Regions from separate parts of the Mus musculus genome. Here all the other regions are linked to region 1. Evidence: chromatin loops called from intact Hi-C (ENCODE). Cell type or tissue: left cerebral cortex. All regions are shown on one strand. Links, peaks and the distances in the headings refer to the core of each region. The heading gives the core; the rest is flanking DNA.

What was found. Hi-C counts contacts between places; a loop is a spot of excess contacts. Peaks named below come from ENCODE experiments on the same cell type or tissue, not always from the same donor. Only the 100,000 strongest peaks of a DNase experiment are listed, where the experiment ranks them.
Region 2: it touches region 1 in a loop (3-fold over the local background); 12 of 42 quality-filtered maps call a loop at or near these places.
Region 3: it touches region 1 in a loop (2.7-fold over the local background); 2 of 42 quality-filtered maps call a loop at or near these places.

Annotation. Positions count from the first base shown.
Region 1 is chr11:29,881,013-29,890,995 of GRCm38, reverse strand. It overlaps Eml6 (echinoderm microtubule associated protein like 6), which reads left to right. Exons shown (of 42, transcript NM_146016.2): 6 at 8,853-9,038. Among named protein-coding and RNA genes, the nearest start is that of Gm22588, 37 kb to the right of the region's middle. In left cerebral cortex, for the core only: a CTCF peak has its summit at 5,637 (motif pointing right); DNase peaks (open chromatin) are centred at 5,636 and 7,798.
Region 2 is chr11:29,545,218-29,555,200 of GRCm38, reverse strand. It overlaps Rps27a (ribosomal protein S27A), which reads left to right and starts at 7,161. Exons shown (of 6, transcript NM_024277.2): 1 at 7,161-7,360; 2 at 7,456-7,520; 3 at 7,941-7,995; 4 at 8,413-8,498; 5 at 8,779-8,910; 6 at 9,172-9,359. The coding sequence starts at 7,473. The coding sequence ends at 9,321. Clhc1 (clathrin heavy chain linker domain containing 1) reads right to left here and starts at 7,251. Exons shown (of 12, transcript NM_028504.1): 1 at 7,061-7,251; 2 at 1,439-1,697. The coding sequence starts at 1,615. It overlaps Mtif2 (mitochondrial translational initiation factor 2), which reads right to left. Exons shown (of 14, transcript NM_133767.3): 14 at 9,749-9,983. It also overlaps the pseudogene Gm12090. In left cerebral cortex, for the core only: CTCF peaks have their summits at 5,502 and 7,367; DNase peaks (open chromatin) are centred at 6,157, 6,473, 6,988 and 7,280; H3K4me3 peaks cover 2,078 bases; H3K27ac peaks cover 1,836 bases.
Region 3 is chr11:29,805,244-29,815,226 of GRCm38, reverse strand. It overlaps Eml6 (echinoderm microtubule associated protein like 6), which reads left to right. Exons shown (of 42, transcript NM_146016.2): 17 at 5,820-5,913; 18 at 9,413-9,513. Gm39671 (a long non-coding RNA gene) reads right to left here and starts at 6,362. Exons shown (of 4, transcript XR_872328.3): 1 at 6,217-6,362; 2 at 305-424. In left cerebral cortex, for the core only: CTCF peaks have their summits at 2,535 and 4,268; DNase peaks (open chromatin) are centred at 5,592, 6,148, 6,383, 7,083 and 4 more places; H3K27ac peaks cover 5,107 bases.

The DNA.
Region 1 (9,983 bases), core at 839-8,838:
GAGACTTGAAGTTCCTATCATACAGATCTTTCACTTCCTTAGTTACAGTCACACCAAGTTATTTTATATTATTTGTGACTATTATGAAGGGTGTTATTTCCCTAATTTCTTTCTCAGCCTGTTTATCCTTTGTGTACAGAAAGGCCACTGATTTGTTTGAGTTAATTTTATATCCAGCTACTTCATTGAAGCTGTTTATCAGGCTTAGGAGTTCTCTGGTGGAATTTTTAGGATCACTTATATATACTATCATATCATCTGCAAATAGTGAGATTTTTACTTCTTCCTTTCCAATTTTTATCCCTTTGACCTCCTTTTGTTGTCTAATTGTTCTGGTTAGGACTTCAAGTACTATATTGAATAGGTAGAGAGAAAGTGAGCAGCCTTGTCTAATCCCTGATTTTAGTAGGATTTCTTTGAGTTTCTCTCCATTTAGTTTGATGTTGGCTACTGGTTTGCTATAGATTGCTTTTATTATGTTTAGATATGGGTCTTGAATTCCTGATCATTCCAAGACTTTTATCATGAATGGATGTTGGATTTTGTCAAATGCTTTCTCAGCATCTAACGAGATGAATCATTTGGTTTTTGTCTTTGAGTTTTGTCTTAGTTAGGGTTTTACTGCTGTGAACAGACACCATGACCAAGGCAAGTCTTATAAAAAACAACATTTAATTGGGGCTAGCTTACAGGTTCAGAGGTTCAGTCCATTATCGTCAAGGTAGGAGCATGGCAGCATCTAGGCTGTCATGGTGCAGGCAGAGCTGAGAGTTCTACGTCTTCATCCAAAGGCTGCTAGTGGAAGACTGACTTCCAGGCAACTGGGGTGAGAGTCTTAAGCCCACACCCATAGTGACACACCTACTCCAACCAGGTCACACCTATTCCAACAAGGCCACACCTCCAAATGGTGACACTGCCTGGTCCAAGAATATACAAACCATCACAAGTTTGTTTATATAGTGGATTATGTTGATGGATTTCTGTATATTAAACCATCTTTGCATCCCTGGAATGAAGCCTACTTGATCATGATGGATGATTGTTTTGATATGTTCTTTGATTTGATTAATGAGAATTTTATTGAGTATTTTTGCATTGATATTCATAAGGGAAATTGATCTGAAGTTTTCTATCTTTGTTGGGTCTTCATGTAGTTTACGTATCAGAGCAATTGTGGCTTCATAGAATGAAATGGGTACAGTACCTTCTTTTTCTATTTTGCGGAATAGTTTGAGGAGAACTAGAATTAGGTATTCTTTGAAGGTCTGATAGAATTCTGCACTAAACCCATCTGGTCTGGGCTTTTTTTGGTTGGGAGACTATTAATGACTGCTTCTATTTCTTTGGGGGATATGGGACTGTTTAGGTCATTAATCTGATCCTGATTTAACTTTGGTACCTGGTATCTGTCTAGAAATTTGTCTATTTTTATCCAGGTTTTCCAGTTTCGTTGAGTATTGCCTTTTGTAGTAGGATCTGATGGTGTTTTGGATTTCCTCAGGTTCTGTTGTTATGTCTCCCTTTTCATTTCTGATTTTGTTAATTAGGATACTGTCCCTGTGCCCTCTAGTTATTCTGGCTAAGGGTTTATCTATCTTGTTGATTTTCTCAAAGTATCAGCTCCTGGTTTGGTTTATTTTTTGAATAGTTCTTTTTGTTTCCACTTGGTTGATTTCAGCCCTGAGTTTGATTATTTCCTGCCTTCTACTCCTCTTGGGTGAATTTGCTTCCTTTTGTTCTAGAGCTTTTAGGTATGCTGTCAAGTGGCTAGTGTATGCTCTCTCCAGTTTCTCTTTGGAGGCACTCAGAGCTATGAGTTTTCCTCTTAGGAATGCTTTCATTGTGTTCCTTAAGTTTGGGCATGTTGTGGCTTCATTTTAATTAACCTCTAAAAAGTCTTTAACTTCTTTCTTTATTTCTTCCTTGAACAAAGTATCATTGAGTAGAGTGTTGCTCAGTTTCCATGTGAATGTTGGCTTTCTATTATTTATGTTGTTATTGAAGATCAGCCGTAGCCCATGGTGATCTGATAGGATGCATAGGATAATTTCAATATTTTTGTATCTGTTGAGGCCTGTTTTGTGACCAATTATATGGTCAGTTTTGGAGGAAGTACCATGAGGTGCTGAGAAGAAGGTATATCCTTTTGTTTTAGGATTAAATGTTCTGTAGATATCTGTTAAATCCATTTGTTTCATAACTTCTGTTAGTTTCCATGTGTTTCAGTTTAGTTTCTGTTCATAACTTCTGTAAGTTTCCATGTGTTTCAGGTTAGTTTCTGTCCAGGATCTTGTCATTGATGAGAGTGCAGTGTTGAAGTCTCCTACTATTATTGTGTGAGGTGCAATATGTGCTTTGAGCTTTACTACAGTTTCTTTAATGAATGTGGATGCCTTTGCATTTGGAGCATAGATATTCAGAATTGAGAGTTCATCTTGGTAGATTTTACCTTTGATGAGTATGAACTGCCCCTTCTTGTCTTTTTTGATAACTTTGGATTGGAAGTGGATTTTATTCCATATTAGAATGGCTACTCCAGCTTGTTTCTTTGGACCATTTGCTTGGAAAATTGTTTTCCAGCCTTTCACTCTGAGATAGTGTCTGCCTTTCTCCCTGAATTTGGTTTCCTGAAAGCAGCAAAAAGTTGGGTCCTATTTTTGAGGCTAGTCTGTTAGTCTATGTCTTTTTATTTGGGAATTGAGTCCAGTGATATTAAGAGATATTAAAGAAAAGTGATTTTTACTTCCTGTTACTTTTGTTGTTAAAGTGGGATTGTATTCTTGTGGCTGTCTTCTTTTAGGTTTGTTGAAGGATTACTTTCTTGATTTTTCTAGGGTGTAGTTTCCATCCTTGTGTAGGTGTTTTCCCATTATTATCCTCTGAAGGGCTGAATTCATGGAAAGATAGTGTGTGAATTTGGTTTTGTCATGGAATACTTTGGTTTCTCCACCTATGGTAATTGAGAGTTTTGCGGGGTATAGTAGCCTGGGCTGGCATTTGTGTTCTCTTAGTGTCTGTATAACATCTGTCCAGGATCTTCTGGCTTTCATAGTCTCTGGTGAGAAGTCTGGTGTAATTCTAATAGGTCTGCCTTTATATGTTACTTGACCTTTTTCCCTTATTGCTTTTAATATTCTATCTTTATTTAGTGCATTTGTTGTTCTGATTACTATTTGTCTGGAGGAATTTCTTTTCTGGTCCAGTCTATTTGGAATTCTGTAGGCTTCTTGTATGTTCATGGGCATCTCTTTCTTTAAGTTAGGGAAGTTTTCTTCTATAATTTTGTTGAAGATATTTACTGGCCCTTTAAGTTGAAAATCTTCATTCTCATCTATACCTATTATCCATAGGTTTAGTCTTCTGTGTCCTGGATTGTGTCCTGGATTTCCTGGATGTTTTGGGTTAGGATCTTTTTGAATTTTGCATTTTCTTTGATTGTTGTGTCCGTGTTCTCTATGGAATCTTCTGCATCTGAGATTCTCTCTTACATCTCTTGTATTCTGTTGCTGATGCTTGCATCTATGGTTCCTGATTTCTTTCCTAGTGTTTGTATCTCTAGAGTTGTTTCCCTTTGGGTTTTCTTCATTGTTTCTACTTCCGTTTTTAGATCTTGGATGGTTTTGTTCAATTCCATCACATGTTTTGTTGTGTTTTCCTTTAATTCTTTAAGGAATTTTTGTGTTTCCTCTTAATGGTCTTCTACCTGTTTAGCAATGTTTTCCTGTAATTCCTTGAGGGGTTTTTGTGCTTCCTCTTTAAGGGCTTCTACCTGTTTATCAGTGTTCTCCTGTATTTCTTTAAGTGAGTTATTAATGCCCTTCTAAAAATCCTCTGCCAGCATCATGAGATATGATTTTAGATCTGAATCTTGCTTTTCGGGTGTGAGTACACTCACTGTGGTGGGTGTAATGGGTTCTTATGATGCCCAGTGGTCTTGGTTTCTGTTAGTAAGATTCTTTCATTTGCCTTTCACCATCTGGTAATTTCTAGTGCTAGACGTTCTAGCTGTCTCTGGCTTGAGCTTGTTCCTCCTGTGATTCTTTAGCCTCTGTCAGCACTCCTAGGAGACCAACTCTCTCCTGTGTCCCAGTGGTCAGAGCAAGGTCTCCTCCTGCAGGAAAGGTGCACAGAAGTCATGAGCTCAGATCCACCTCCTGATTCCTGGAGTCAGAGCCCTCCCTGGAGGCTGACTCTTCTCTGGCAGGGAAGGTTTCCAGGGGTCTGGGTCTCAGCTCTGTCTCCTGTCTGAGGATGAAGGCCCAAAGGGACCCTGTCCAGGAAGCTCTGTTGCTTCTACGGCCCACATGCTCCCCTGCGTAGTTCTCAGTGAGCCCAAGATTCTGGGTGTGCTAGGGCCTGCCTTTGTCCTTTGACCCTGTTCCTGCTAGCACAAGACCCTCTGAGTTTTTTGGAACTGATGTTGCATTCCACTCACCAGTGATCTCAAGATCCCTGGTGTGCTAGGGAACCTGCAGCATGGAGAGACCTCTGGGGACCTTTGGGCCCTCCACCAAGATCATGACCAAGATCGGTATCTTGCATTCTTGCATGAAAAATAAATGTGTTAATACAGATGATTTTTGTATGTTTGATTTTTTTTTCCATTTTAATTTTATGTGCTTTGGTGTTTGGCTGCATGTGTGTCTGTGTCAAATCTCCTGGAACTGGAGTTACAGAAAATTGTGAGCCACCATGTGGTTGCTGGGACTAACACTCTGGTCTTCTGGAAGAGCAGACTCTTAACTGCTGAGTCACCTCTCCAGACCCTGCTTTTTATTTTTATTTTTAATTTTTTGAAGCAGGGTTTCTAGGTGTACCCCTGGCTGTCCTGGAACTCACTTTGTAGGCTAGGCTGGCCTGGAACACAGAGATCCTCCTGCCTCTGCCTCCGGAGTGCTGGGATTAAAGGTGTGCGCCACCACGCTCTGCAGTACAGGTTTTGTTTTAAAACATGGAATCTTAGAAATATCAGGCAACTTCTGATTAGTACTAAATGAACTAAACTTCCTGTCTAGCTGCTGCTAGGCACTTCACTTGACTGTCATTGTTTTTCAATCCTGAAGCATAGCCCTTATCTAAATTAATCTGGATAAATAAGACAGTGAAAATAACCAAAAACTTCAGGATAAAAACTCATTAGGATGAAGAATATGCACTATTTCCTAAAGCATGTTAGAAGTTATAATTTAAATTATATAAATAAAAAATTTTGAAGCAACAAAGTAAACGATTTGTGTCAGTTTAGACACAGTGGTGTCTCTAACCAACAGTTTAGAATATGGTAGTATCTCTAACCACTGGGTACTAAAACTATTCGGGAGTGTAATATTACTTCATACTATACACAAAAGTAAATTCTAAGCCAATTAAAGTGTGAAATATTTAAGAAAACATAGATAACTAAAGAAGTATGATGTTTCCCTGGGTGATGTTAAAAAAAATGGTTGCTTCCATGTTGGGAAGGCTTTTAAAGATCAGAAGACATCATGGGGGGAAGATAGGAGAGGTCACAGGGGAAAGCCTATGAACTAGGGCAGCTGCAGGCTTTCAAAGCCTCTTCCCCACACAGACAAAAACAATCACCTAGTTCCTATTTTATAGAGTTACAATTTGTGCAGAGGCCACCAGAGGGCAGAAGCAAACCAGACCAAGAGAACAGCTACATAGCTGGGTGCATTCCACCTTTGTCTTTACTAGAAAGTTTATCAGCAAAACGCTGTCAGACTGTTGGAAAGATGTCTTTGGATAGCTGCAGTGTGGTACATTGCCTCAACATACAGAACCTTCTATAAGGTCACCTTTTATAAAATAAAGGCCCTGGAGGACTCTTTCTTTACAAGAAACATTTAAGTAAATGTATAATTACTCTCAGGCTGTGGAAAGGTCCTCTTCCATCTGTAAGGGCAGAAAGAAGTTATAATGATAATATTGGTATGCAGATATATAAATTAACATGTACTGTGGATTTGCTCTCTCAGGAGGAAAACCATATGCAAGCAAGAATAAAGGACAAAGAGTAGATATTAATGTACTCATGGAATATAAAAACAAATCCATACCTTAGACTACGTGGATAACCAACAAAAACTAGAAACAGCTTTGGCCATTACATACATGAAAATGCTAAATCTTATTGAATATGGACTTTTAAAAAATGAATATATTAAGATCTTATTACATTGTATCTGATGCTGACACGGACTCAGTGAGGGGCTGCTTCTAAGTTTTACTGTGGATGGGTAAATTTAGTCTTTCTGACCAAAAATTTGGCAGTATTTATTGATAGCTCTAGAAATGCCAATCCTCCCTAGTCCAGTAATTTCATAATGTGGAGTTTCTCCCAAGTGGCTTATGAGGACTGTGAACCAAGAACTGATTCATTGCTGAGTAACATTCCAATAGCAAAGCCAAAGTGAAGAAAACCTGAAACCAGCTACCCCCATGGTTAAGTAAAATACACAACATTCTTATGATGCTATGTGTGATCATTGTAAGTCATGACTTAGATGGCTACTTACTGATACTGGGAAATATTCAAAATGTGTTTCCCATGGGGCAGTCTAGTCTACTTGTGGCTCTGATGTTTTTACAGAGGAGTGGTTTTCATTATGGCGTTACCATGTCATTGTTCTTTGTTCTAATTCCTTCCTTCCTGCAAAGCCATCCCCACTGTGGCACCTTCTTGCCCTGCTGGCTGCCCAATTCCCTTTCCTGCTCTTATGTTACACATCAGGAAGTGCCACCACACTATTTTACTCTCCCTCCCTAACCTCTCCTCCCACTTATGACCACCTTTCCAGTCTCATGACTCATCGGTATACATATACAAATATAACATACTAAATCTAGTTCCACATATGAGAGAAAATGTGTACTTTGTCTTTCTGAGTTTATAATATACCTCTTATCCCAGCTCTTAAGCTCCATGAGCTGCCTGCCCTCCCTCCCCAGACAGATATTAAAAAGGCATTCTTACCTTTAGCAGTAGCAGTAGAGATTGGTGAGCCTGCATCAACAGTTCATCACCAACTCTGAAGAGATGTACTGGATCAAACTCTTTCCTCACCATTGCCCCCTAAATTTTTAAAATATATATTTGTTTAGAAAATATCATTAAACATTAAATTGTTGTCTCTGAGTAAAATTAGTGGATGATATCAAACTCTTCTCTTTTATACTTTGTAAGTTCTTCCAGGATAACAAGCATTGCTTACTTTTTTCCTTTCCTTGCATATGTTCATGTTCTAGTGAGTGAGTAGATACTCTCCTCAAGACTTACTTTCTCACTCTTGCCCCCAAACTATGGAGGCTCTTACTTCCAGAATTCACCACTGTTTCAAATAGTTGAATGAATGCATGCTCTCATCTCTGAAGTGGGTCTGCAGAGCAGTGCTTCTGCCCAAAGCTTTTCCATCACCATACTCTGAGAGGACCACCATCTTTCCTCTCCTGCAGGCACAAAATATTAGGATTGCCTCTGATTTTTCCTTCCATACATCCTTGCCCCTTAGAGTCATCTAATCTTGCTCTCCTGGGTGAGATGTAATTTCTTGCCCACTATGCCATTCCTGTTCATTTCAAGTACTGTAACTTGGCTTCCTATAGCTGCTCACTGGCCCCGCCTCTTGAGTATAATCTGAGTATGTTGTCACAAAAGCCTTGATTGTTGTTTCCGCACACCCTCATTTTTAGTTGCGGTTCTCAAAGCAGTGACCCAGGTTTCTCTGGTTTCTTATAGAATCCGTGTCTTTAGAAAAGTACTTCTGCTTACTCATCTACATTTGCATATGAAAGAGTAGCAGAATCTGACTGAACCTGTGCTCCAGGGTGTTGTGAGATTAAACACAGATGTAGAAGGCATTTGGAGACTGTGGGGCCTAGGTAGTGGCACCAGAGTTACACCAGCTCATACATTAGGAACTACATCAAGGAAAAATACTGGATTTCTGTATAACTATGGTGGTGTCCCTGCTGCCATCTACAAATCGTCCAAGCTTTAAGCTTGCCATCTTCCAAAAGATCTGTGCAAACAAAATGGAGAAGCCTGGGTGATTGTGTGCCTTTGTGACGTATCACTTGTATTTAGAAATATATGTCAGCAATTCTATAGTAAAAAAAGAAAAAAAAAGCAAACTATAATATTTTGGTTAAAAAGGAATTATTTTTATTGCCACTATGCTCTAACCAACTCCACCAACCAGCCTAGAAAGCATTTTGTAAAATATATGTACATACTTTAAAATGGCTAGGTGATATGTGTTATGCTAATATGAAGTTATTCCTAGCCATTTTTTCTTTATGTAGTACATTAATGTATACACACACACACACACACACACACACACACTACTCCATATCATATCACATCACATTTTCTATGTATGGTCTTATTAAGTAGTTCTGGATAGCCTGGAAGTTGCTATGTAGACCAGGCTAGCCTCCCGTGTGCAATGTTCCTCCTTCCGCTGCCTCCCAAGTGCTAAGATTACAGGCATGTGCTGTAGATGTGGCTTTCTCTTTATACTTATCTACATTTCTGAACTTTTCTGCAATCTATATTCATTTGATAAAAGACCAGTTCTATTCTGTGAACACTGGGGTCATTTAAATGCCATTAAACATTAACATTTTGAAATTTTGGAGCTTTTAAAGTTAAAAAATATCGTTGTGAGTTTTTCTTATGCTTCTAGAGTATGCAGGGGTTTTTGTGTTTCTCTAATGACACAGAGAAACAATTTATTTATGTTCAGTTCAGATAAAGTATATTCTGTAAAATTACTGAAAATACTAATAATGGAATGAATATAGAGTACTCTATTTCAGCATATATTTATTTTATTATTTCCTAGTTTTGGACACTATGTGGAAATGCCCTGACTGCAAAAAGAGGCATATTTGGCAAAACAGGAGATCTTCAGACTATCCTTTGCCTTGCATGTGCCAAAGAAGACATCACTTACTCTGGTGCTTTAAACGGTGACATCTATGTCTGGAAAGGGCTCACCTTAGTCCGCACTATTCAAGGAGCACATAGTGTGAGTATTGCTATATGGGGCTCTGAGATGATGTAATGAGGGATGATGTAATATGGATTGATGTAATGTGGATGATGTACTGAATGGGTTAAGGCCACACATCTCTCTGTTTCTGCCCTTTGCTTTACAGTTAGACTTCAAACAGTTGTATACACATACACATAAGCATACACATACACATATACATACACATACATACACATACATGAAATGATTCATGAAGATTTCTCACCTGGGGGGGGAATCCATACTAAATCCACCCTTCACCTTAACTTTAAACTAGCTGATTAGTGTTAATACCTTCAAATTCATTCACTGTTACCACTTTTAGTGCTGCAGATTGAACCCAGAGCCTCACACACTAGGCAAGACCTCTGTCATTAAGCTGCATCCCCAGACCTCATTACTCTTCCCATGAAGAAAACCTTAGACAACTCAGTGAAATAGTTTAGACACTTTAGAGTCTTCCCAGTCATCTACGGTGAAAGCCATTTGTCTTGGTTTCATTGCCAAATGACTCTTAAAATAATTAAGAGGTCAGAATTTGTCTTCATTCGTTAAATGATCTGCTGCCTCAGCAATAAGTTTCTCTCTGTCAGCATAATGTGACATAACAGCTTTTAAAAAATCAAGTAAAATAAGGGTCAAGGTATTTTAAATATGAAAAGGGAGTCATGCAATAGTACACAATGCTGACATGATGCTATTTGTAGTTTTTGGTTTGTCAAAAGTGACACCATCCTGAAAAGCTGAGATCTGCCTCAGATACCCCTATACTTGTAAATGGTATGGCACCATGCCCCTAGTCTGTGTCTCTACTTCGTTAATTTATGACTTAAGTGTGCCACCTTTGTAATGTCTTTGTTTCAGAAGACTCAGTTGTCATATAGAAATGTGATTCTGTATCTGCTTTTACTAAGGCACTCATAACTAACATTTTGGGTG
Region 2 (9,983 bases), core at 1,726-9,725, 340 kb after region 1:
GTTCCAGGACAGCCAGGGCTACACAGAGAAACCCTGTCTTGGGGGGGGGGTGGAGAAGAAAAAAGAAAGAAAGGTTAACAAAAAAACCTAAATGCGCTCAGAAAGGCTACTTTCCATGAAGCAGGGGAGGAGCAGGGAGTGGTGGAGGTGGCTCCACAGCACATGCCCCTTTATTAGGGCTGTTTTTTCTTAATCTTGTATATCCATCACTGATATAATACTAGGTCTACACAAAAATTATCAAAAAATTTAAATAGGTTATGAAACAAAACAAAAACTTTGTTTTTTAAATATTGATGATGTATAGGGAATAAAAGTAATCGATCCAAAATTTTCTCTGAAATCTGAAATTATGCTTGTTTTTCTCTGCTACTTTTCTTGGGTGTGTTATCCCCTACAAGTGGTTTTGTTTGTTTGTTTGTTTAGCTAAATAGTATCGAAAGAAAGTTATCCAGGAAGACATCCATTTTTATCACAAGTGATCTAGAGAGGTCATTAATCTGCAGCAAGTACCAGGAAAAGGCAGCTGAGGAATACAGTGCTCTTTTTAATTTTTTTGCCATAGCCACACCCCGTCTACCTCAAAGAGGACCCTTTCATAATGAAAAGCTTTCCACACTAAGTATCTGATACATGTTCATCTTTTAGCTCACGTGTTCCTGTTGTGTGCTCTAATAACCCAACTCAGGTACATGAATGGGTAGTCAATACGACTACAGTAACTCCATGAACAATGATCATGCCAGTGTGCTACAAGAACCAGGTCTCAGCAGAACACCGATGGATACCATTTAGAATATACAGAAAAGCATTAAAGTGGAAGCTGCAAAGGAATACCACCATATCTAGCACTCTAAAAGGGCTCAAACTGTTTAGATGAAATTCCATTCATTGATTCATTCACTGATTTTATGTCATAATGTTGTCCATGGTGGCTGCCAACTCCTGGCTGTGTAGGATTCCCCATCTTCAGCCTCCCTACCAGCTGGGATGACTGGCATGTGGCATAGCACTTGGCTCAAGAGGTCTCAATTTACCATGCCATATCATATCTAAACCAAGATTTTACTGATACCACAAACAAACCCAGAACATAAAATACTAGTTCTTGTTCATAATGCAAATTCTAGCAAATTAGCACCTTCACTTGAAACGTTAGAAATGATTACCAGAGGGTACAAACCAGTTATTGGGGGAAAAAATACTACTTGCTAAACTAAAATAATTGACTCTAACTAGCCTAACTAGTCATCAGGAAATGTAAATTCTGCACTTGAGCTTTCCCTCTTCATCCTGGTTTAACAAAAATGGGTGAATTTCCCCAAACTAGCATTCAGAAAGCAGTGGCCAGGCAGGCAAGTAGCATTACTGAGGTGGTAGTTAAGCTAGGTAACAAAGAGCCTCTTGAAACATGCCCTACTCAAGAGCATCATGGTACCTTGTCGAAAACGTTTCGGTATATGGTGTAATATTCATCAGCAGGTCCTTCCTCTTTGCAACCCACTCTTTTGGTTTCTGTAGTTATGTATCTTTGTATGCTTTCCAAAAACTCCTTGTCATTTCTACTAACGATAGGAGGGAGAACTGCATGTGTGTTTACTTCTTGGACGGACATAAATCTTAATCTGTAAGCTTGTTCACCGGAGAAAAATTAAACCTTGACCTTCTTTTGCCATAAAGCCAAAGCTTTAGTGAGCCTGAAAGAAAACATGATAGTCAGTTAATGTGTAGGTGTAAACCTTTTAAGTCAAAAGTCAATTTAAAAATACGTATGTGTCAAAAGGAAAATTAAGAGATCTGTTATTGAGATAAATATTCCAGTCAATGACTTAAAATGTCCATTCATGCTAGACTACAGAATACAAATGAAATGTCAATTAAGAACTCCTCCCTGGGGCTGGAGAGATGGCTCAGTGGTTAAGAGCACCTACTGCTCTTCCGAAGGTCCTGAGTTCAAATCCCAGCAACCACATGGTGGCTAACAACCATCCGTAATGAGATCTGATGCCCTCTTCTGGTGCATCTGAAGACAGCTACAGTGTACTTAGATATAATAATAAATAAATCTTAAAAAAAAAGAACTCCTCCCTGCTCTCCCTCTCCCTCCCTCTCTCTCTCTCTCTCTCTCTCTCTCTCTCTCTCTCTCTCTCTCTCTCTCTCTCTCTCTCTCCTTTTCTGGCTGGAACCACGGAGGCTGTTCCAGAGAAGAAAAAGAAGGTTGCCACTGTGCCAGAAACCCGTAAGAAAAAGCGAAGGAATTTCACAGAGTTGAAGGTGAAGCGCCTGAGGAAGAAGTTTGCCCTGAAGACACTTCGAAAGGCAAGGAGGAAGCTCATCTACGAGAAGGCACAGCACTATCACAAGGAGTACAGGCAGATAGATGTACTGGACTGAGATTCGGATGGCCAGGATGGCAAGGAATCTGGGAACTTCTATGTGCCCAGAGAACCAAAACTGGCCTTTGTCATCAGAATCCGAGGTATCAATGGAGTAAGCTCAAAGGTCCGCAAGGTATTGCAGCTTCTTTGTCTTTGACAGCTCTTCAATGGCACCTTTGTTAAGCTCAAAAAGGCTTCAATTAACATGCTGGGGATTGTGGAATCGTATATTGCATGAGGCAACCCTAACCTGAAGTCAATAAACGAACTCATCTACAAGCGAGGCTACGGCAAAAATCAACAAGAAGCGGATTGCCTTGAAAGATAATTCCTAGCCGGGCAGTGGTGGTGCACGCCTTTGATTCCAGCACTTGGGAGGCAGAGGCAGGCAGATTTTTGAGTTCAAGGCCAGCCTGGTCTACAAAGTGAGTTCCAGGACAGCCCAGACAGCCAGGGCTATACAGAGAAACCCTGTCTCGGAAAAAAAAAAAAAAAAAAAAAAAAGATAATTCCTTGATTGCGCTATCTCCTGGTAAGTTTGGCATCATCTGCATGGAGGATCTAATTCATGCGATCTATACAATTGGGAAATGCTTCAAGAAAGCAAATAACTTCCTGTGGCCCTTCAAATTATCTTCCCCACGAGGTGGAATGAAGAAAAAGATAACTCACTTTGTAGAAGACGGAGATGCTGGCAACAGGGAAGACCAGATAAACAGGCTTATTAGACGGATGAACTAAGGTGTCAGCCATGGTATTTTTGTAATCTGGTCAGTTAATAAACAGTCACAGCTTGGCAAATTGGAAAAAAAAAAAAGAACTCCTCCCTGTTGGGCAGTGGTGGCACATGCCTTTAATCTCAGCACCTGGGAGGCAGAGGCAGGAGGATTTCTGAGTTCGAGGCTAGCCTGGTCTACAGAGTGAGTTCCAGGACAGCCAGAAAAACCCCCATCTTGAAAAACAAACCAAACCAAACAAACAAACAAACAAACAAAACAAAAAACCAAAGAACTCCTCCTTTAGGGCACAACAGATAATGTACTTGCGGGCAAAAGCCTGAAGACCTGAGTTAGAGACCAAAACAAAGGTGGGAAAAGAAAAACCGAACTCCACAAAGCTGTCCTCTGACCTCCACACAAGAAACCCTGCCAGAATGCTGATCAAGCATAGAAAACCCCCTTTCCTTTGGAAACCAAGCTGACTCCTCTCATGTGTATCACTTAAATGATAGCTTCTTAGGTTTCAATTCAACACTTAAAAACAAACCCACCATGTATTTCAGAACACTGGGGATAAAATCAGTCTCTAGAACATGGTAAGTAAGCTATGTACCACTGAGAAATACTCCAGCCCTCTGTTTAAAATTTTATATCACATTTTAATTATTTTAAGGTGTGTGAAATGGAAAGTAGCTGAGACTTTGCTCTCCCAAAAGGTTTCTTTTTTCATGTGAGGAATGACTGTGTATGCTTCTTGCTGATACAAACAAGGTCAAATACTTCTCTACCTCAGTGCCTGTGACATTGATCTATCAAACAATGACCATAGTTAGTTGAGTTTTGAATTGTTTTAAATTGTTGTTTAAAGACAGGCTTTGTGGCAACCCTAACTTCCTAAGTAGCTGAGAATGACCTTGAATAACTCACCTTCCTGCCTTCACTTCCCATATGACAAAAACACACCACATGCTTAAATAAACAGATCAATTCCAATAACAACAAAACTTGACTTCTAGGGCTGGAGAGATGGTCCCAGTTAAAAGCACTGGTTAATTTTTTATTGAATCTGGATTTGATTCCAGCACCTACATAGTGACTTACAACCATCTGTAACTTCAGTTCCAGCAAACTGATGGTTTCTTCTGGCTTCCACTGGCACCAGGCATGCAAGTGATACACCAGACATAAGCACAGGCAAAGCCCATGCACACACACAGAGACATACACACTCACACACACACATACACAGGCAGAAAGGGCCTTGTTGGGAAGAAGGGTTTCAGTAGGAGGAGTTAGGATGAGACAGGGTGATAGTGAAAAAGACTAAAACTCACTAAATATATGAAGCTATCAAAAAAGAAAAATTTTAAGCTACTGCTGTGGTGGGACACACCTTTTTTTTAAATTTTTTTTGGGACACATCTTTAATCTTAGCACTTGGGAGGCAGAAACAGTTGGATCTTTATGAGTTCAAGGCCAATTTGGTCTACATAGTAAAATCCAGACCAGCTAGGGCTACACAGTTAGATTCTGTGTCAAAAAACAATGTTTATTTATTTATTCTAAAGAGCTCTAATGATAGTATTGCATAGTTTTTCATGGCATGAGATTCCATTAATTATTTAATCATCCCAATTAGTTATTGAACTTTTACTACTATAAATAATGATGTGTTGAATAAGTGTTTCAGTTAACTTTATGATATATTGGCAATATAGCTATATAACCAGTTATCTAAACTAATGTATTGAGCTTCAAATACCACAGACATGAATCAGGACACCAGTCTCCATAGTGGTGCATGTCTTTAATCCCATCACTTGAGAGGGAAACAGCTGATCGTCTGTGGGTTCAAGGCCAAGTTGGTCTACATAGTGAGATCCTGGCTAGCCAAGACTACATAGTACGGTCCTGTCTCAAATAAATAAATAAACTAAAAATAAAAAAAAAATAAGGGAGACACCACAATAATTTTGATGAGTTGGATAACAAAAAGTCAAGAGGACATAATTTACAAGAGGACATAAAGTAGTCTGAGCAAAGCCATAAGCAATGTATGCTTAAAGTGCCAATTTTACAAAAACAATCACTTAGTGTCTGTGTGTGGGCACATGCTTGTCACGGTACACACATAGAGGTCAGAGGACAATTTATGGAAGCCCGTTCCTCTTCCTCCTCCATGGAGGTTCCAGCAACTGGATCAGCAGTCTTGGCAGCAAGTGCATTAGCTCTTGGAGCCATATCACTGCCCTAAAGTGTTCTCAAATATAAAATCAATTTGTTTTACTCATTAGTTCAATCACTATTGGATGTCTATTTAATATTTTACTGCTAGAGATTCAGCAATAAGTAAAATAAGGTCCTGGCTCCTTGGAGCTTAAAATTTGGTAAGACACAGATGATGTAATTGCAAATAGTCAAAGACAGGGGAAGGGCACAGTCACTGGGGCACACATCGGAGTAGTAGTGGCAGAAACCCAAGTTCCTCCTTTGGTGTCCTATTAATATCCTTTTAGGGGCTTTTATTCTGACAAAGCTATCTTTTTATGTTATGCCCTTGTTCCTACTTGAAGCAACACATTTTATTCTCTGTAGTGTTGGATATCAATTCTAGGGCCTCACACATGCTCAGATAACCTTTAACCCCAAAGTAAAATATTTGAATGATGTGGAATAACACCATCACTTTTTGCTTTTCTGTTTATGTTCACATTCGTGTGGGTACATGTGTGGAGACAGGAGGATCACGTTATATTGAGTGTGTGTGTGGGTCTTCTTAATCAGTCTACCTTTTATTTTTAAATTTTTATTGCACTTCGTTAGTTCGGGGGTAGGGAGCGCTGTGAAAGTCTGAGGGCAACTTGCTAGAGTTGGTTTTCTCCACCAATTGAATCTCAAGGTTGATCAGATCTAGAGCAGATGTAAATTTTCTTTACTGATGGAGCCATCTGGAAGCCCCATCTTATTTTAAGAAATATGTATGTCATGTGTGGGTGTAGGGTCGTCGGCCCCCATCTCTCATTGAACCTGCTGGCCAATGAGGTCCAGGGAGTCTCCTGTCTCTGCTGGCCTACCATGTCACAGACTCCACCAAGCACACCAACCTTTTTAAAAAGTGGGTGCTTGAGTTCCAACCCAGGGTTCTGCATATCGAATATTAGCTACTGTGTCATCTCCTAGCCCTACATTTTTACTTTTCAAAATGTGTAATTTGGAGGCAGCAGAGCTAGTATATTAAAATGAGGAAAGAGCAAACAGAGATTATTAGGGAGTTACGGATCCTCGTTGTAAGAAAACGGAGCACGCCTACGCTTACGGATAGGGTGAAAAGACATTGAGAGGGTGCATTAGAAAGGGCACTGGGTTTGTGAGGTGGAGAAGGGACTGAGAGAAGGCACCAGCTTTTAACAGCTTCAAGTTTCCCCGAGGGCACATGCTCCTATTTTCTCCAGGATGGACACGCTCCACATTTAAACTTATAGTCGAAAACTAAACATTCTGCAGATTTTCTTATCGTATGTTTTTTAAAACGTGAAAAGATGAAAATTCCAATACATTTAACCGTTTCATACTAGGGAGGCGCGTGACGCTCAAAAGCTTCTTCCGATCGGATGAAGGGTAGCGGAAGGGACTACCGGGAGGGGCAGAAACCTGCACTTAGAAAGACTTCGACTATACCTTAGATGTGGCTAGCTCACTACGGTGTGACAGACACCTTCAGCCCCCAAATGCCTTTCTAGCCCTTAAGCCTTCCCTCCGGGGCATTTCCAGAGAGTCCCCACCCACGCGCAAATCATAGTGCCTCATCCCCTGAGTCCTCACCTGACTCTCTCCTAACCCTCACTCCACAGCTTAGACAGTGTAATCAGGTATCCGGGAAGTGTGGAAATGCATCCTGGGACAAGTAGTTCTAACAAGAAGAAAGCAGTGTAAAACTACAATTCCCAGATAGACTTGTTTTACCTCTCTCTTATGTTTCACAAGCCCCCTTTAAAGGAAAGCCTCTCTTAATCGCATCGGCTGTATAAGAAAGCCTTTTGAGGCATTTTTTTTAGTTGAGCACATCATTTCGAGGCCATTCTGAGGTAAACCGAGAAAAGAGCGTAAAGAAACCGAGCGAACGAGCAAATCTGGCACTGCGTTAGACAGCCGCGATTCCGCTGCAGCGCGCAGGCACGTGTGTGGCCGCCTAAGGGGCGGGTCCTTCGGCCAGGAGACCCCGTCGGCCACGCTCGGATCTTCCTTTCCGATCCGCCATCGTGGGTGAGTGTATGCTCTGTGGCCGCGCTCTGGCTAGTGGCGCTACGCGTCGCTCTCACGGGTGTCGTCGGATCTAATCCGTCTCTTTTCGAATGCAGGTGGAGCCGCCGCCACGATGCAGATCTTTGTGAAGACCCTTACGGGGAAAACCATCACGCTCGAGGTACGGGCCACCTTGCCGTTGAGGAAGCCAAGGCCTGACTGAGGCCCTTAGTGTTTGAGGGCGGGTTTCTGAGTTTTGAGTTGTGAAACTTGGCTTTGAGCTGAGATTATGGTGCTTAGCAAAAACAACGTTTGGTTTTCGGTGTGGTACGGTTTAGCCTGCTTTATCCCGAGTGGCGAAATGTAGGGTAGGTGATGGGAGACGCTTTTCTCCGGGCAGACGCGTTCCTGTGCTTCCCCCGCCGTCGCTCGCCCTGGTATGGGGACTAATTTGGATTGTAGCACTCTGGGTAGTTTGCACGCGGTGTCATCTTAATTGATTACCTTTAGCTCACCTCCTCCTTGCTCGTTTTGTATAAAGCTAGCAGTTAATGACTTACTATGTAACCGTATATTAACTACATATATCAAAACTTGGCAGGTTGAACCCTCGGACACTATAGAAAATGTAAAGGCCAAGATCCAGGATAAGGAAGGCAAGTAAAGTTTGTCACTAGAAAAATGACTGGCTTGTGTGACCTAGACACGTTTGTTCTTAAGGTAGAAAACAGATTAATAAATTTAGATGCTTTTGAAAGTAAAATATTCCTGACATTAGTGTCAGGCTATCTGATTAACTGGAAACTCTGCAGGACAAATCTTTTAAAAGTTAATCTAGAACTGTTTACTGAGTCACAAAGACGATAAAATGCTCAGGCTGGGCAATGGCCCAGTCCACACTTTAATCTCAACACTAAGGAGGTAGAGGCAGCCTGGTTACAGAGAAAGTTCCAGGGCTTTTACTCTTGGAAAAAGTTGCATCTAAGTCTGTGACCACTGTTAGCAATCATTTGATTCACAACAATGGGGAATGTACCTTGTTCTATTAAGCCCAGTATTTTTTCCTCTAATAGGAATTCCTCCTGATCAGCAGAGGCTGATCTTTGCTGGTAAGCAGCTGGAAGATGGCCGGACTTTGTCTGACTACAACATTCAAAAGGTTTGTTTGAGGGAAAACATGCAGAAAAAGGGATGATATTGAATCCACTAACACTTGCTGAGCACTGTAGCTGTTCCATGATTTTAAAATATGCGATGGTTGGTTGACCCTTTTTGTAGAGAGCAGTCTCCTGTAGCTCAGGGCCAACTTGAACTGGATTCCTGAGCCTCCTTAAAATTCCTAGTGCTGGAGTGACAGGCCCAACACCACCCAACTTTTTGACAGGCTGGAGTTAGACTTGTTGATGCTACAGTGCTGCTGTTTCATCTTCCACTAACAGGAGTCCACCCTTCATCTGGTGTTGAGACTTCGGGGTGGTGCTAAGAAAAGGAAGAAGAAGTCTTACACCACTCCCAAGAAGAACAAGCATAAGAGGAAGAAGGTTAAGTTGGCTGTGCTGAAATACTATAAGGTAAGTGTGGTGTTAGCAAAACATGGGTTCCACTTGGAATAAGATCTGAGCAACTAACTTTTGGAAGTACTTTTGGAGTTGAAAGTGAACTCCCCTTTGATATTTAAGTGAGTTTATAGAATTGGAAACAGGATTTTTAATTTGGAGAACTGACTTAAACCACTAAAAATTGGTACTGTGAGATCAATAGCTTGAGTCACTTAAATCAGGTTTCAGAATATGTTTTGTGAAATCATCTTACAGTAAATTCTTGTTTTGCAGGTGGATGAAAATGGCAAAATTAGCCGACTTCGTCGAGAGTGTCCTTCTGATGAATGTGGTGCTGGAGTTTTCATGGGAAGCCACTTTGACAGGCATTACTGTGGCAAGTGTTGTCTGACTTACTGCTTCAACAAACCAGAAGACAAGTAGTTGTGTATGCGTTAATAAAAAGAAGGAACTCGTACTTAGTATTGTGCTTTATTGTACATTTAAAGAATGTTTCTTTGGCTGTGTGATGTTGTATGAGCTGCAGCTGTCAAAGCCAATATAAAACTTGGCATCATGGCATGGCATGATGGCAGGCACTAAGGTCAATTCTTTTTAAGGGGTTGTGGAATATCCTGTAGACTTGGAAGTAGAAGCTACAGGACAGTATGTCTCACAAATAAGTTGAAGGTGCCAAGTCAAAGCTGCTTGGAATATATGGGAATAATACTGTATTGGTATGTGCATAAGCTGTTGAATGTTTTCAGTGTTGATTGGTAATTTTCCCCCTATATGAGAGATACAAGCTAGGCATGGTGGTACATAGTTAATTTCAGGACCCTGTATTTAAATGAAGGGAAAATATTTACCATTTTTTTAAAAGAATTATTTATTATATATAAGTACACTGTAGCTGTCTTCAGACACTCCAGAAGAGTGTCAGATCTCATTACGGATGGTTGTGAGCCACCATGTGGTGGCTGGGATTTGAACTCAGGACCTCCAGAAGAGCAGTCAGTGAGCCATCTCTCCAGCCCATTTACCTTTTTTTTTTTTTTTTATTTTTTTGGTTTTTCCGAGACAGGGTTTCTCTGTATAGCTCTGGC
Region 3 (9,983 bases), core at 1,028-9,027, 76 kb after region 1:
TGAACACACAGGTTTTACTTAATGAGCTTTGTTCTGCTTCACATTGCAAATCATGTTTGGGAGAAAATTGTCTGTTTTCTTAGCAACTCCAAGATAAGGCAGTATTTTCTTTTATTAAATTTCAGATTGTCACATACTACAAACCACACGAATATGAATTGCTATGGCATTTCTAAAAGTTTTTCACTAGTTCCTGCAATTATTGAACTAGTAGAAACAATGGTGAATAGTTTATTATTAAGCCAGTAGACTTGTGTGACAAGAGGAGGCATACAGTACAATGAGAGACCACTCAACAGCACACCTGCCTGTTGTATGTTCAGCTTACACCTCAGTTCACAATGCATGCAAAGCCTTGGGCTTCCGGAAGAGTTTTGTGCAGATTTAAAATGCGTGCCCCGCATCCTTGACAAAATAGCAAGATCTAAAAGAAATGAAATTGTTAGTTCCTGTATTGCTCTTTCTCAGACTCCTATGAATATCCTCATTTTTTTTTCTTTTTTACCCATAGCCGACTACTCAAGTGCTGAACCACCTTTGTCTTAAAATTGACTTTACCCACAGCTACGTAAGCATATATTGCTTTATAATAATTTAAACACTTTATTTTAAAATTTTTCTTACATATTACATATAATAAATATTATATACTAAATATATTCTCCCTGCCCTATTTCTCATCCTCGCCTTTTAGGTCCATCTCTTTGTTCCCCTAGACAATTTTACTTCATTTTCCATTTAATACATATTATAACATATAAATACATGAATATGTCTGTAAACTCTAAGAACCACAAAGGAGAAAAACCAAATATTCGTCTTTTTGCAATTGATTTAATTTGCTGTCTATGATAATATCCAGTTCCATGCATTTTCCTGGAGAAAAACCAAATATTTGTCTTTTTGCAATTGATTTAATTTGCTATCTATGATAATATCCAGTTCCATGCATTTTCCTGTAGACATTCTTCATTATTGCTGAAAATTTGCATGGCATTTATAAACCCCAGTTTTCTTATCCTTCCCTTTGTTCCTGGACGCCTAGGCTAGTACCATAACTGCTGTGCATGGAACTGCAGTAAACATGAGGTATGCAGGTGTCTCTGAGTCGGGTAAAGGCAAAGGAGGATTATAGCTCATAGATAAACTTCTAGATTTTCTTTTCCTTGTGAGAAACATTCACACTGATTTCCATGGGAGAAACATAAGTAACTGCTTTAGAAGGTTAGCAATGCCCTTATTAACATAGTGTATGATAGTCTAGTAAAGCTTAGACGTTCAGAGGAGTGGGAGAATCCCATATGTCTTTGGTTTTGGTGACATTGAAGATTGATTCAGTAAGTGTAGCAAGCAGTTTTACAGTGTTTTATAAAATTTATACCTTAAATTATCAATCATGTAAACTATTAGTATCGCTCAAGTTGGACAAAAATAAGGTAAAGATAATGTCTACAACCAGTTTCCTATGAAAATATGAAATGTATGCTAGCATATAAAGGAAACAGTAATACAACTAGAATTTAATAATTGTTCTACTGCCATTATGGGGTAAGGAAACCAGACTCTTTAGGGGGAAGTATGGAAGATGATTCTGTCAATGATCTTCATCCCCTGCCCATGTTTCAAGAAATGCCTTTGTTTCTTTTAGAACAGTCACAAGAATAGAGGAGTTGAAGCCCTTTTGTTACATAACTGTTATGATTCTTGTTCTCATACCAACCCACTTTATGTTTCCAAGACAACTTGTTCTATGAGTTCTAGGGTGTGAAGTACTTCGTTTTAACTGTCCCCATTTCCCAGATAACAACCACTAAAGAAGAACCCTGGGAAATTGCATTTTGTCTTTGAAGTTAAGTACAGTGTTGGTCTGTAAGTGGCTAGGGAGGAATGTAATTGGTGGCTTTAGAGAACACCTGAGGACTATTTAGGAATTTTCACTGGGATCTGTTATGAGTGGTTCAGCACCACAAATGGTTGCCTCCCGAAGAATAGGAAAACTGATTGATCCCTGTGGTTCTTACATGGAAAATCTGGGGGTCAATTTCTATGGCTAGTACAGTGTTATAATGATGTAAGTGTAGGCTGAGCCTCTGTTCTGCTTCAGTAAGAACTAGGTAGGTTGGTGACATCCCACAAGAACTCAGGTCTCCTGGCAGGTCTCTTGGGAATACTCCATTCTTGGTCTTTAGTTCTGTCCCTACTTTTCACTAGTGAAATGACAATTGTGGACCACCTGCGTAGCATCCAGGGTAGCACCCTGTGTGCTTGCTTACTCCCTCCTCCCTACACCCACCAATAACTGCAGCTGCCCCTCCCATCCTCCAGTTTAAATGTGGAGAGGCAAGTGGTACCAAGAGGCCACAAAATGGATCAGGCTCCCCTGAGCAGAAAGCCTGGCTCGGAGTGTCTGGCTAACTGGAAGTAGCAAAAGAGAAAAGTGTCTGCAAAGCAGGTGGCTTGCTTCACACAGCTGTTGAGCTGCCCCTCTCCTGCCATGTAACCAGGGTGCTGACATGATGTGAACGGGTGACCGGAGCCACTAGGTGGACTCATGGCACAATGAGTAATGTGATTGGTGGCCCCAGCTATGTGCCCCACATAACCTGTCTCTCCTTGTAGGGGTCTCATGGGAACCTGCCAATAGTACTTTTCATTTTATTAAAAAAACAAGCTGTGGTGGGCAGATAGAGCAGGCCAGAGTGAAAACAAGACAACACATAAAAAGTTATACAATGGGAGATAAATCAGTGTACTCTCACTGCTGCTCTAAAGGAAACAAAGACGTGTCTGTAGACATTGGCAAGGAACGCATTTACATTTTCTCATTCAACTGAGCAGCACTCTTTAGATTACAGTTGTTTGTGTCCTCATGTGTATTCCATGACACACATGTGGAGGTCAAAGAACAATTATTGGGAGTCAGTTCTCTACTTTCACTGTGTAAGTCCTAGGGTGGAACTTGGGTTTCAAGGCTTAGTGGCAAGACCTTTACTGCCAGAGCCCCCTCTTTAAATTTATTATCACTCCTAGAGAGAATGGGAACCATTTTTGTTTCGTGACAGTGCAATGAAATTGCTTCCATGTGGCAGAGAAAAATCAATTAGGAAACGTTCAGCTTAATAAATACTTTCTGTCTTAAATGTCAGCCACATAGTGTTTAAAGCTTCACGGAATGGTGCTGATTTCTAGAGCACATCAGATATTGGCTGCTAAGGAAACCTGTGTGCCTTCAATGAGTCCTGAATAGGAAAACTGACTTCTAATTGTCTGAATAAGTTTTTTTTTTTCTTTTTCTAATTTGCCCTTTACTGTTGACATTATCTGCCTTAGAACTATTTTTAGACTATGTCACAACCATCCATAATTAATTCACACTGAGCCTATAAAGACTGAAAAGGACTTAGACTATAAGAATAGGAGAAAAGAACCATCTCACAAGGGACTATAAACAACAGATTTTCAAAGGTAAGGTCAAGTCTCTACAGGGAAAATGGAAACTGGGGGGAAAATGAAAAGATCCCAATTTTATTTCTAAATACTATTTCTCTGCAGTTCTCAAGAAAACTCCCATCCCAAAAAAGCATATACTATTGTTGTGATAGAGAGGTCACATAACTGTGAGAGTGAGATGGGGAGCTCAGAGAAACTCTAAAAAAGAGCCCCCAGGACCTCCCCCCCCCAAATCTATCTGTCTACATTCAGAGCTTCTTCAGAAGATGGGAATTGTAAAAATTGACACTTCAAATCTCACATGCCCAGGTCATATTGACATATCAAGACAGCACTCTTGACAGCCTAAGCTTTGGCATGACTTGATGCATATTTCTGCACTGTTTTCTAAGACACTGATAGTGTTTAAACGGAGTCATATAACAGTACAGTCCCTCTCTTTCTCTTTGGACTGCCCATAGATACATCTTTATCATCCCCATTCTCCTTCACCAGACACCAACATGGATCCAAACACAGCTCGGTGTCGGGTTACAAAACAGTATGTGCTTACTCTGCACCTTAAAAGAATTGATCATCTGAAGGGAGAGGAAAAAAACACCAAAAATAAAATAAAATTGCCAAATACTGGGGTTCATTAGCTCAGACACCAAGAAATAAGGAAAGAATGATGGAGTGGGTAGAGAATAGGAGGTGTCTGCTCCAAAATTAAAGCTCTAAGAGTAAGGGCATGAATTACTGGTGTATAGTGATTAGTCCTTTAGCACATTGTCAATGCCTTCAGGTAATATATTCACCTTGCATCTTTAAAACCTTGCAGCAGATCTCCCTGGTGGCTGAGGTGGGAATATCCACATTGTTAAGGTGAATTCCACTTTTCCTTACCCTGCATCCAGACGAGTGGGAACAGAGTATCATTCTCATTTGCTTAGAACAAGCATTCCCATCTGCACAAATAAAGCCACTCAAACTTTGGACACTGGTTGGCACTTGAATTTGGGTTGCCAAAGATTGAGCATGTAAAAATTCAAGAGGCTCAAGTAGATTTGAAGTTTTGATAAGAATTTTTTTGATGTAAGTCCTTGCAATATAAATGTAAATATGCAAAGCCGATTCAGAGACTGCATGAGACATATTAGATATTTTTCATTGCTTCTCTGAAATTCTACTTTCATAAACCTTCCTCTCCCTTACCCTAGTTTGGGGTCTGTCCCTGATTAACTGATGCAGAAGACACTGAATCACCCATCTCCTAGCAACTGCACAGTGGTGGGAGGAAGTGGGTGCGGCCCTGTGACACCGTTCCTTTGAATCCAGCCTTGCAAGGAGACACTAAGGAAATGCTTATTGATTGTGCCTCCTCTTCCATCCTGAAGAAGAAATGAATATTAACTATATTCATTTCTAATTTTATTTATATTAACTACATTTAGAACATAAAAACAGCCTAAATGTCAAAATTGTAGCAATTATTAGCAATACAATATTTAATGATAAAGTTATATTATGATAGTGTTATTAATAATAATATTTCACAATACAATACAATAGGTAAGAAAAGATTAGCGGATAGTTTGGTCAGTGTGGCTTTGCTTTTGTTTCTCAAAAGGGATTCGTGTGGAGAAAAAGACAAGTAGGTTGACATCAAATGTGGGACTACAAGAGATTTGGAAGAACAGATGTATGTATGTGTCCATGCGCATGTGTGTGCATGTACATGTGTGTACAATTATGTAATTTTGTATGTGTGTCATTTTTAGGCTCAAACACAGGGCCATATACCTGTCAGGCAAGCTCTTCAGTAATGAGCCATTTTCTCTGCTTAAAATTTTCTTCATCAATATTTTCTAAATGTCTATAGTAAACACATTTCCTTTGAATTGGAGAAATAAGAAATAAAAACCTTTCAGTTGTGAGGTCGTTTCCTTTGTAAGAACAGCTGAAGGTGCACTTTATTTCTGTAATGCCATAGCTTGAGAATTAAACCAAGGTTTGGCTTTTTAGAATGTTTAGAGTTGAAAATAGCCAGATTCTCACAGTCACACACACACACACATTTCAGAGTCACACAGCTAAATTTACTCGCTTCCAGTACATTCCCTAAGATTTGTCTGTCACAAAGGCTCAGGTTGCTTCTTTGAGAGGCCCCATCAACTGTCTCCCGTTGGAAGTCCGGTGGGTAGCTGACCTCACTCGCCAGGGTGTGAATTCAGAACCTTTCCTATCGTTACTCACAGTTTACTCTGTGTCAAATGTATTTGAGCCTAAAGAGTATTGCAGAATTTCTTGTTCCTCTTTGCAGTATATAAAATGCTTCAGGTTTTCACCAGAGAAATGGCCTGTTTGACATTTGTGTTGTTTTCATACAGCTGACGGAAAATGTCTCGTGTCGGTTGGTTTAGACGATTTTCACAGTGTTGTGTTTTGGGACTGGAAAAAGGGAGAAAAGATAGCCACAACCAGGTAAGAATCGCAGAATGGTCAGGAAACCCTGACCATAGCTCCCCTTGGGGAAGGTCAACACTTTCCATTTTCTGCTTGGAGTTCATCTTCAAAGTCAGATGAAATTCACATAGAAACTTAACATACTAGTGAACACATACTGCTCCCTTTCACAGTGCCAAGACTGCTTTAAATGTGGGTGGTGAGAAATTAGAACATTCTAGAATGTCCTCCCAAGAAGCTCTTCATCATCTCTTTCTTTCTGTAATGCTTCCATTATCTCTATGAAAGCTTTTTTCCCCCCAGCAACAGAAAAATGTGTACCTCATCTCTTGTTTCTCTCTCTTAGCAGCTGGGAAGGATTGTCAATGTCACTGGAGTCAGAACGTCCATTTGTCATGAGGTTGTGGTCTGCTGGAAATGAAGCCCTATCGAGTGCATCTGCTGCTCAGTTTCAGAGCAGGCAAATTGTTTCCCTAATCTCCACACTCTATAAATAGGCTCTCAAGACCAACTGCGGTTTATAGCCCATCTGTCCTCCCTTACCCCAGCTTCTCTTTCTGCCTTCTCAGCACTAAGTCTGAACATGTCTCAACTCACAGCTAGCTCGGCCAAGTGCAAGGCCCGGTCAGAGGTCAGGACCACTGATAGCCACAGTCCGGGAAGTTAGCTTGTTGCCCAGGCACAGTTTCATACCCTCTCTGTGAGCTATGACCTACATTGCCAATATCCTGTCTGTGTTGCAATATCAATGTTAATGGCCTTGGACTCTAATATTTGCTTTTTGAATAAATACTGTCTACTACGGTGTTACATGGGATCAAAAGATTACAGTAATTGATTGTAATGAATGAAGATCTACAAACTGCTGGAGATGGAACAGAGTTGTGGCTGGAGTCTTGACGACTGCAGCTGACCTTAGAAAAAGAGCTGTTCTGCGATGGCTGTCAAAAGGCAATTCTTGGCAGCAGTAACACAGCTCCACCTGCCTGCTTCTCTCTCTCTCTCTCTCTCTCTCTCTCTCTCTCTCTCTCTCTCTCTCATCCCTCATTCTAGTTCTACTCCCTCTAGGGCCTGAAAACTGAATTTTAGTTTAGTATTCCTGATAAGGTATTCTCTGCATGCACATATTATCTCCAAAAAAAGCCCATGTCAGCAATGAAAACTCAAGGCCACCCCTCTGCAGCTGCGGGTGGCTCACAACCACATGTCGGAGACACTATGAGAAATACAAGGATACTTCCTACTATTAAATCTATTTTTATAGGCTGTGGAGAATATCACTTCTGTCTAATTAGCACAAAGCAAGCTAATTCCATCATGTTAGTGACAGTTTGTGTTTGAAATTGTTCCCAAGACTATGTTCATTCCAAAGACAAGAAATCTGCAGAAAGTATTGCCCTAAAAGAGCATTTCTTGTGACAGTGGCATTAATTAGTATTCTTTCCCCAGTGGAAGGTCAGGAATCAGTGAATCTCTATGGGAGAATACTAGATTTTTTAAATACTGGATAAATATGTTTATATAATATTTATGTTATTTGCACAAATATATAAATAACCAACTAGTTAAGTAAAAAATTGTAGAATGGCCCTAAGTGCTGTGTGAAGTGACCCTTTCCTGGCTTGCAGTACCTCTCTCAGCTTCTGCCAAATAATTCCTGCAGCGGGGCTATATGCCACTCCTAACTTTGCCCTGCTGAGTCTTAAGTTGTTGCCAGTGTTGCTTTGAACCACAGTGTTTCTAACCACAGCCTTGCTTCTGGCAGACAGTTGCTCTTCAACAGTGTGGTCACCAGGTTTGGGAATGTCCCCCTTGGGGGTGGGGTGCACACGCATAGTGATGACATCAAAGGCATTGCTGCTGATGCCCAGTGCCTACATGTGCCCTCTCCACTGCACTGTTGGGGTTGACCTTCATTATCCGCTCAGGGAATAAAGACATTTAGAACGATCAAATAGGGGTCTCAGAAGATCTCCACTGAGACTGAGCCACTCGATTTGGATCACTGCTAATTTCATGAATGATTTCAGCCAGCTATTTACAAATGGGATTTTTAGATGTATGTGTATCTGTCTGTCTCTGATTATAAAACTAAATTTATTTTAACTCTTAAAAAAATTATTGGTACACCTATTTTATTTTTAAGCTTTGTGGTAGCATATTAGTTTTATGTAATAGTGGGCTTCACTATAATATTTTCCTACATGTAGGTAATGTGTTTTGATTATATTCACTCCTCATTATCCTCTCCTGTTCCCCTCCAATTTGTTTCCAACTAGTCAGCTTCTGTTTTCGTGGTGTGTGTGTGTGTCTGTGTAGTGTGTGTGTATTAGAGTAATTTACAGCAGCATGGATGAGGGATTATTTAAGAAACATGGGGAATTTACCAGTGACTACCCCTACTGAAGATGTCTCTCTCTACAAGCAATCATTAGTTGCCTATAAATGCACAGAGGTAGGGCCTCTTAAGCCCCTCCTCCCTCCATGATGGAGTGCTGATGGGCCCTAATGTAGGCCTTATACAGGTAATGACAGATGCTGAAAATATAGGAGTGCCTGGAAGACAGTGTTCCCAGTACCCTTTCCTGCAGCTCTTAACACAGTTTCCTACCTTTCTTGACTTGGAGGTGTGATACATATGTCCCATATAGAGCTGAGTATTCAGCAGTCACTTATTCTCAGGATTTTGGCCAGTTATAAAGCTCTGTGATAACCTCCAAGAACAACAAAAGAAATTCTCATGACCCAAGCTGACAGTAGCGCTAAACTATGAGCATAAACATACTCAAAAGGCAATTTGACAAGAGACATCATGTCCACTTAGCAAAACAGCAGTTCCTTCCCCTTTATGGCCTATGGCTTCTCCAGCTACAGGCTTTGGAGCAGGTTTACAGTACAAGGCATGCATTCCCTCCTGTGGAGTCTGACTCACATACAGAGAGAAAGCTCTTGGTTACCTCCAAAACACTCATGCTATTATAACACCAGTGGACACATCTTACCTGGAAGTAAATGTAACTATTGCATTGATGAGCATCCTACGGTGATCTGAATCAGCAGATGACATCCATTCTCTTTGATGGCTGTGTGTGTGTCAGGGACTCCAATTTATAGTGAATACATTTTCAGTCAAAGATCAGCTTAAGATGAAATATCTTAAATAGATTGTCCATTTCTTCTATTTCTCCTGCCCAAGGTCTCACTATCTCAGAATTACATCCAATCCTATAGTGGTGTCATTAATTTTCTCTTATGGAGACTTCAGCTTCTTTTTACTTATAACTAAGCAGATAAATGTGGAAATAATTACGTAAAAGAGAACAGTCCCAAACATGTCCTCCGCCCCAGTGCTATTATTTTATAGAAGACTCTTACATGTTTTAAACATTTTTTTGGTTGCTTACTTATCCTATTAGATACCCTTAATGAAAATTAAACTAAATACATGGTTTTAATATAACTCTAACAACACTTTCATCCAAACTAGACATTATTTTTCCCTGTGTGTGTCTTACAGGGGACACAAAGACAAAATATTTGTGGTAAAGTGTAATCCACAGCATGCTGACAAGTTGGTGACAGTTGGGATTAAGCATATCAAGTTCTGGCAACAAGCAGGTACTGTTACATTTCTCATTATACACCTATGAAGGATCCTATTGCCATTATGTGGCCAGTCTCTCTGCAAACTGAAATTAAAATGTGCCTGGTTAATATACTCTCCCAGCTTTGCATTGGACTATTTAATGGATAAGTCTCTGTTAGACTCTATGTTGCCAAGAGTGAGGAATAAATGACCCTGAGTAACAATGGGAAAGTGGCCAGTTCTTTTCATTTTAGTCCATTATATCTGAATTCTGAATATTAGCTCTAATACCAAAGGATTATATGCTGGCATTCAGTACCACATTTGACAGCAAGTAGGAATGTCATAGATACTGACAGAGTGGCTGAGCACCCTCATGATGCCCTTGCTGTTTTTGTTACTTTGACACATGATGTAGACACTGTTCTTTCCTCTAAAGCTGATCCTTTCTGTGCTCTTGGGAAGCTTCAGCTCTCTAGGGTAATAAATCAATCCCCTTGTT